Linked DNA regions of Mus musculus: region 1 is linked to region 2. A link is a loop called in an ENCODE intact Hi-C map of the cell type or tissue named here. Cell type or tissue: heart. All regions are shown on one strand. Links, peaks and the distances in the headings refer to the core of each region. The heading gives the core; the rest is flanking DNA.

The links. Hi-C counts contacts between places; a loop is a spot of excess contacts. Peaks named below come from ENCODE experiments on the same cell type or tissue, not always from the same donor. Only the 100,000 strongest peaks of a DNase experiment are listed, where the experiment ranks them.
Region 1: a loop joins it to region 2, with 2.1 times the contacts of the local background. A loop is called at or near these places in 7 of 42 quality-filtered maps.

Annotation. Positions count from the first base shown.
Region 1 is chr1:183,146,259-183,148,758 of GRCm38, reverse strand. All of the region lies in intron 3 of Disp1 (dispatched RND transporter family member 1), which reads left to right. Among named protein-coding and RNA genes, the nearest start is that of Disp1, 74 kb to the left of the region's middle. In heart, for the core only: no CTCF peak of the experiment used is centred there; a DNase peak (open chromatin) is centred at 1,198; H3K4me3 peaks cover 1,521 bases; H3K27ac peaks cover 1,425 bases.
Region 2 is chr1:183,218,352-183,224,086 of GRCm38, reverse strand. Disp1 (dispatched RND transporter family member 1) reads left to right here and starts at 2,558. Exons shown (of 10, transcript NM_026866.3): 1 at 2,558-2,764. In heart, for the core only: no CTCF peak of the experiment used is centred there; a DNase peak (open chromatin) is centred at 2,576; H3K4me3 peaks cover 1,389 bases; H3K27ac peaks cover 1,191 bases.

The DNA.
Region 1 (2,500 bases), core at 1-2,500, 74 kb after region 2:
CTTCTGGGTATTATAAATAACGCTGCTAAAAGAGTGGAGCATGTGTCCTTCTTACATGTTGGAACATCTTCTGGGAATATGCCCAGGAGTGGTATATCTGGGTCCTCAGGTAGTACTATGTCCAATTTTCTGAGGAACTGCCAGACTGATTGCCAGAGTGGCTGTACCAGCTTGCAATCCCACCAGCAGTGGAGGAGTGTTACCCTTTCTCCGCATCCTCACCAGCATCTGCTGTCACCTAGATGCCCCAGTGTAGGGGAATGCCAGGACAGGGAAGCAGGAGTTGGTGAGTTAGTGAGCAGGGAAATGGGGGATGGGATAGGGGACTTTTTGGAGGCGAAATGAAGAAAGGGAATATAATTTGAAATATAAATAAAGAAAATATCTAATAAAAAAAAAAGAGAAAAACCGTTTCCTTTGTGGGCTGTGTAGCTGCTCAGTGGCATGGCTTCGTTTTGCCTGCCTCTGCGTTTCCTCAGCTCCCATCATCCTCCTTTACATTGTATGCACGTACGTCATTCTCAGAGAACTAATAAAAATATATTTAAGTATCATGGCAAAATAAATAAAGATTTATATAAAATTTTACATTGGCATAATTGTGGCCATCTGTTTATAAAAAGCAAATCCATTTAGCTAACAGCTATTTTTGTTTGGGAAATTTGGGAGAAAAATACTTATGTGAGCTAATACATCCTTCTTAAAAGAAGAAGGGGAGGAGAAAGACTGCCTCTCTTAAAACAGTGAACTTTCTCCTTTGAAAGCAGGATGTCAAGAGCCAATTGTGAAAGAACACAAGACCCAAACTTGGAAATAAACAGGCATCGGTGTTTATTTGCGTAAATTTAGATGTAGTAGCCGATGTGTCAGAAAAGTGAGTCTGTGGCTCTTAAACCAGGCTGAGCAAGCAAACATCATCAACCAACATGGCTTTAATCTACCGAGTAACTTTAAATCCAGAAGATCAAAGGGCGTTATAACTAAAAACAGCCCTCGCTGCAATTTCCCTGCAGAAGCAGGAAAAGGCTAGAAATGACATGTCACCTTCATATCCTGGCTGGCTGACCTCAGTGCTCAGATCAAGTCCCTCTGTGTACCAGCTGTTGCCATTATTAAGGCTCTGCCTCAAGGGGTTAAGTAGTTGAGAAACTCTCCCTCCTATCCCAGAGCAAACAGAGAAGTCCCAGCCCCTGACTTGCCCATTCAGAGCCTCTGCTTGTGCCTGTCACTCACTCCCGCTCCTCCGCTCCACTCTGCTCTGCTCCTGCCAGCTCCTGCTTTCTGTTCTGAGTTCCCCCAGCCTGCTCAGCCCTGGCTGTGGCTACCCTCAGCTTTTGCAGACCAAACTGTGCCTTGAAGTTTCTTCTTTTAAAGGAAAGGTAATCTCTTTATTTCTGCTTCTCTAGATGGGTGTTTGTTGTTTTAGAGGAATTTGTTTTTAAATTGAACCTATTTTCTAAGACTATTTAAAAATCCAGTTTACTTGTTTTCAGTGTAAATGCTGAATAGAGTTTTAATACTTTAAAAATCTTGCAGTGTCCATTTGAATTTGTAATGTGGTGCAGTAGAGGAGGGTCTGCTATTCCTAAGTTTATTAAAATGTGCTTTCTTTGTGGAGTTGGAAGGAAACCCAAGATTTAAAGTGAAGTGTATTGTTTTATACCTTCTCTGCCTGAATTGGGGAAACTACTGCAAGTGTGCCTCTGCCATGGCCATTGATAAGAACGATAGGTAAGGACGCTAGGAGTCACTTTACTCACATCTGCCACTGAAGTGTTTCAGGACAGTAAATTAGTCTTTCAGCCTGTCCAGAGAGCAGCTGGGTAGAGTGCCTCCGCAGGGTCCGATCGGATCGGCAGCCCCGGGCTCAGTTTTACCCCGGGTCATTTCTGAGGTTCAGTCCCGTGTGCTCCTCTTAGCTGCATCTGAGCTAATTAAATGCCATGCCTTATGAGCACTCTAATTGTTGCAGTGATGGCTACATGAGGATTGGATTTACTGCTTAAACTCTTGTTAGTAGCAAAATTGACTTTTGTTTAAAAAGTGAGAATGGGTAATTTATCTGTAATGACAAAAAAAGAAAAAAGTTCAGACTGGTCTTAATTTCTAAAGTATGTTTCTGTGTGGAATGAAAACTCACTCTGACTCTGGTCGAGAGTGAGCAGCCATGCCTTTCAGCAGGGTGCATGGCTTGCAGAGCACACTTTGATTGTTCATGTGGACCTGATGAAATATGTTCCTTCCACTCACAAGAGGATGATTCCAGACTGGGACTTGAGTTTCCTGTGACTGGGCAGCCAGCAGACCAGAAGGAAGCTCTGGCCCACTGGGAAGCAGGCTCACTCCTGTGTGCCACTGGGAAGCAGGCTCACTCCTGTGTGCCACTGGGAAGCAGGCTCACTCCTGTGTGCCGATAACTTGCAACGGCAAGTTCTGCTTTTCGTGTGTTAAGACGAACAGTTGTCTTGTTTATCTGGTCTTCAGGTTTGCCTTTCTGGTT
Region 2 (5,735 bases), core at 1,486-3,985:
CTTCCATCTTTGGACATTTTACTTTCATCTCACTTAATTCTAGATTTTCATGATATTTTCATTTCAGTATGCAAATTGAGACCAATCTTCATGCAGAAGAAATTTCTCTGGCCCTGTTTGGGTTAAGTGTTAACATCTGGTCTAGTTTATGATGAGAAGGAGGATGGGCCCTTTTACTCAGGGCACATCTGGTAGGGTTTGTGAAGCAGATTATCTTAGACAAGGGCACGATCTGGACACACTCCCTAAGGTACAGATAGAAAACTGCTCTCTGGATGTTAAAATGAAAAGGTTTGGAAATATATATGGGTATTTCTTGTAATCAAAGCAAACAGGACACCTTGGATGGTGTTGCACACGTGGAAATTTAACACTCAGGAGGCAGAGGCAAGAGAATCGGTAGTTGAAGGGCATCCTGAACTCCATAGCCAGGGTGAGACCAGCCTGGGACACGTGATACAGGAAGGAAAGTGAAGGAATCAGAGGGAATCAAAGGAAACTTTGATCCTCGGCAGAGGCGTTTGCTCATAGCTTTCTCTTTTAGGACATTGCCATGCATGGGGCTCAGTTTGAACGGCCATCTTCTCTCTATGTGCCCCTATGCCATACTCAAAGTTCCTGAGATGAGGAGCTGTATATATTTGATCCAGGGTGCAGTGGGTGGGTCATGAGTTCAAGGATAGACTGCGTTATATAGTGAAATCTTGTTTTAAAAGGAACAAGAAGGAAGGGGCTGGGGGAGCTTGCTATGCCAAGAGTATATTTGAAACTACTAGTGAATAGAAAATAGTAGCAGAACCAACAGCCCTCGCTGCTGTCCCTGGAGCCTCCCCTTCCCTGGTTCCTCACTTGCTTGGCATCTCTCTTGGTTGAGGCAACCTCAGAGATTGGGGCCTTGGGGGCGGGGTTAGTAGCCACTCAGTGTGTTTCATTTGGGTGTGGTTGTTGGAGGGAAGACTGCATTCTACGCATGGCGTCTTACAGATTCTTATTTTCCTCAGCACCCTTCCTCTGATTCCTGTACTTCCCTTTCTATCTCACGTGTCCCAGGCTGGCCTCACCCTGGCTATGGAGTTGAGGACGCCCTGCAACCCCTGATGCTCTTGCCTCTTCCTCCTGAGTGTTACATTTCCACGCCTGCATCACCATGCCAGGTTTGTAGGATGCTGGATAGCAAGCCCAGGGCCTCATGCGAGTTGGTACATACCATGATCATTGAGCTAAAACGCCCAGTCTCAGGTTTTTCTTTTCTTTGTTAGCTAGGACAGTCACTCTGGGCAACCCCAGGATCCGCTGTTTTGTCTATTCTAATGGTGACTCCATTGACTCTGTTGTATGAAATTTGAAGCTAAAATATTTGGTATAAAGTTGTCTTAGTTAGGGTTCCATTGCTGTGAATAGACACTAGGACCAAGGCAAACATTTAATTGGGGCTGGCTTAGAGTTTCAGAGGTTCAGTCCATTATCGTCATGGCAGGAAACATGGCAGCAGCCAGGCAGACATGGTGCTGGTAAAGGAGCTGAGGGTTCTGCATTTTGCCTTTCTTCCATCCTGGGCAGAGCTTGAGCACTAGGAGTCCTCAAAGCCCACCCCTACAGTGACACATGTCCTCCAACAAGGCCACACCTTTTCTAACAATGACATATCTTCTAATAGTATCAATCCCTGTGGGCCATGCATTCAAACACGAATCTTTGGGGGGGCCAAATCTACAAACCACTACGAAAGTACAGCAACATCTGGTCTTGTCTATGTTTTTTTCTTGCCTTTGAGGTCTTGGACTTTAATTGACTGTACTTCTATGCAGTTGCCTGAACAAGACAGGCTCTTACTTTCTGGTATACTGCTATGCATGTCCTTGCCTACTTTAACTCTTATTTGTTCTTTAATTCAGTCTCAACTGAAATTGTTATTTATAGTCCGTCTTCTTGCTCAACTCTACACACCATACCATTCCCACAGCACTGCTGTGTTACAACAAATTGTGCTTCTTGTAGGGTTACAGCCTGTGCTCCAACACACCAGGTTCAGCCACCTATCCTCAGTAAGCCAATTAAAGGACCCAAATTAATAGTAAAAAGCAGAAAAAGAGAATTATTCAAAATTGCTACATTGTGAAGGATAAGGAGATACAAGAGTCCCCAGCCTTGACTTCAATGCCTCTTAGTTATCCTTAGAGTCCTGACATGAAAGTAGGTTTTAACAAAAAACAAGAGCTAAAGATAACTAGACAGTGTGTCAAGGTGTGGTTCTCCGTCTACCATTTTCTTGTTTCATGAGTGATGGAGAAAAGAAACAGTCTGAATGAATTAAATAAAACATAGTCCTTCGCGGTGTCTGATTAGCTACTGCTTTTGTTTAGCTCAACTTTCAACCAGAATGTGGGCTCAGAGGTCGGTCTCAGAGTCATCTAGTGGACACCTGGCCCAGCATTTGTAGACTGGCTAAGTGACAGCTAAGACGGAGACAGGAGATGCATGTGCCTCTGCACCCCAGCCCAGCTGCAGCGGCTTTGAGTAGCAGGAGGCCTGGGCCCATAGCCGGAGGCGGGACTTCCGGTCCCGCTGGCGACCGCGGCCCGCGCCAGGCGGAAGCGCGGCTCCGGGCCAGGATCCGCGAGCTCCGGCTGGAGCAGAGTTCGGAGCCTCAGTGTCCCGGACGCCCGTGGTCGGTGTGGATGCTTCTCGGCGCTGCGTCCCCGCGGTCCGGGGAGGCCGAGGAGGCACGCGGGAGTCGGCGCGGCGGGAGAGCAGGGATCTCGGGGTGAGGACGGCTGGCGGCGGAGGGTGGCTGCGAGGGGCTGAGGAGGCCGAGGTGACATCTTCCATGGGGGTGTGTCCGCGTCCCCAGGCTCGTAGGGAAGGTGGCCCGAGATGGCCTTGGGGGGCTTGCAGGGAGACGCTCCAGAGGCAGCTCTTTTCACCCTCGGGGTTAAAGATGAGAAGGACGTCTTGACCTAACTCATCTGCGAGATGAGCAGCCAAGGCTTGCATGCTCAGCATTGCTTTCTTTGCAATACATTGCTTTCTTTCTCTTAAGACTTCTCCCCTCTTCCAGTGGTCTTCGGAGGGGAATACCCAACATTCGTAGGGAAAACCTGAACTCTTACTCACTTAGCTCCCGTTCAGGCTTTGTCAGACTAATAGGACTTTAGGTCTTTGATTCAGACAAGCAAGCCCACTGAAGTTTTCATTTTAGACTCTTCTCTACCTTGCGGAGTTCAGGTTGTCCCACTTCCTTTGTCGTGGAGTGAGCTTGTAAGTATCTGGACAAAGCTTGCACCTTCATGTTTGCACTTTATGACTTACTGTTTGCTTCTCAATGGGGTGACACATTTTTAGATGTTAAATAGATTGGATTCTTGCCACACACTGAGCATAACTAGGCAAAGCCAGAGTACTGTCACTGATGGAGGCTGGTGTATACTGATTGCTTCAAGTGTTTCCCTTCCCAAGAGTTACAATCTTAATTTTATCCCCCGGTATTTGCCAGTACTGGTAACTTACATCTTACTTGGTGGTCTGACCTGAACTACTTGAAGAAACAAATACAAACATACAAACAAACCAGAAAGCACTGTGCATTTATCCATAACCCGGTATCTCACTGACTTACTTGAGATTTGTGCTGCAGTGAGACAAGTTATTATAAGAACGGTTTGTTGGGTGGCACAGCTGATGTAATGCAGGATGCACCTAACATAGTGCTTTAACATATTAATGAAGACATTGAAGGCAGTCTTCTGAAGTCATGGGGCTAACTGTTGGGTTGATTTCTTTTTGCATCTCTTCATTTCTTTTTTAAGTTGTTTGTTTTTATGTGTATGGGTGTTATTGCCTGCATGTATGTCTGGGCACCACATGTGGGCCTGTTGTTCTCAGAAACCAGAAGAGGGCATCACAGTGCCTGTCTCTAGAGTTGTGGGCTGCCTGCCATGTGGGTGCTAGGAAGCAAACTGAGGTCCTCTGGAAGAGCAGCCAGTGTTCATAACGGCTGAACCATCTCTCCAGGCCCTTTAATTTCGTTTTTTGAGGTAGACTTGTTGCTTATCTGATAAGGCTTGATTTTATCTAATCTTGATTTAAAACCTGTGAGCCCCCCCAGCCACTATTCCCTTCACTTTTATAAGAGAAAAAGCTCTTGAGAATACGTGAGCCTTTATAGTTCATGGGTGGTGGAAGTGTTCATCTGGAAAGGGAAGAATTGCTTGCCTTCTGAGGCAGGTTTCCAGCCGTAGAGCTGAGAGTCCTGTCCGAAGTCTGATTGCCTTGGATTTGGGAGATCAGTGGAATGCTTATTTGTTGCTGGAAATTATTGAATAATTGCTTAGCTTTCCCCTTTAGATAAATTCTTTGCATTCTGTATAATTTAGCTGTGTTTCATAGTCAGCTATGTTCGTGAGGACTTTTGGTTAGCTGCGGAGAGTTGCTAGTTGTTTGTGTGTATGGGCTCACACCTTCCTTTTATTTCTGCGGCATGATGTATGTCTGTTGAGGAAGAACTGCCCAGATCATGATCATGCAAACAGCCTTCATATGCATGCATTCACATTTGAGTAGTTACCAATTAGCGATGTGTCAACCAGTTGAGTTTGTTGGTTCCATGTCTTTTGGCTATTAGTTTTATTATTATCTAGTACTTTGTCAGCTACCTGCTTATCCTAGCTAGAGAGCCATTCCTGGCCACTTGATCCAGCCCAGAGGACTAGATGCTCCGGGGGAACACAGCTTTTTGGCCTAGGAGATAGCACAGCACACAACATGGCTGACACAGACTCCATCCTTCTCTTACGCTCAGCTTTTGTCCCCCCCTCTCTCACTGAACTAGTCTCTTTTTTTCATAGTGACCACAATGACTCAGGCCTCAGTGACTCAAAGGGCATTCAGAGCCTCCACACAGACGGCAGAGTCCCGTTAAGAAGGGTGCAGTCCATCATGCCGAGGCCAAGAGGAGAAGAACTGGAGGCATCCTGCGAGTATTTGTCATTGAGAAAGAGCTGATCATTTTTATAGGGAAATTTGTGTATAGTTTGCTAGTGGTGTATATTTTACACTTGGCATAAAATATACCAAGGTATCCACTTAAGAAGTGGACAGCATTCTATTCTATTACCAAATGTTCATTGCTATTGGGAGTTCCAGGTGTTACTGCAATTTAAGAGACATATCCTTTTCCTGTGTTGTTTGGTGAGCCAAAGAGCCCTCAGTTCGTATAGGAACTCTGCATTGGTTTTATTCCCTGTATTGGTATTACTAATTTTTTTAAAAAAAAGATTTATTTTGTTTATATGAGCACACTGTAGCTGTCTTCAGACACACCAGAAGAGGGCATCAGATCCCATTACAGATGGTTGTGAGCCACCACGTGGTTGGAGGGATTTGAACTCAGGACCTCTGGAAGAGCAGTCAGTGCTCTTACCCGCTGAGCTGTCTCTCCATCCCAGTATGACTGATGTTTAAGCTGACTACTTTTACACATATTTTTATCTCCTTATGGTAGGAAGGTTATCATTTTTCCTTGTTGTGGAATATTTTTGTATCTATTTTCTTACTCATTTGCAAATGATTATTTTTAGCTTGGTTTTCTGTGCTTATACTACGCCTTAAAGCTTGTGTTGAGTCAGGGCTAATTTGGGTCGATGCTAGTGATTAATCATTGATGATCATAGTGAGATAATAGCATTGTTAATGTGTTGGTATTGCATTCTTAGAAATAGCAATCTGAGCATTTCTTT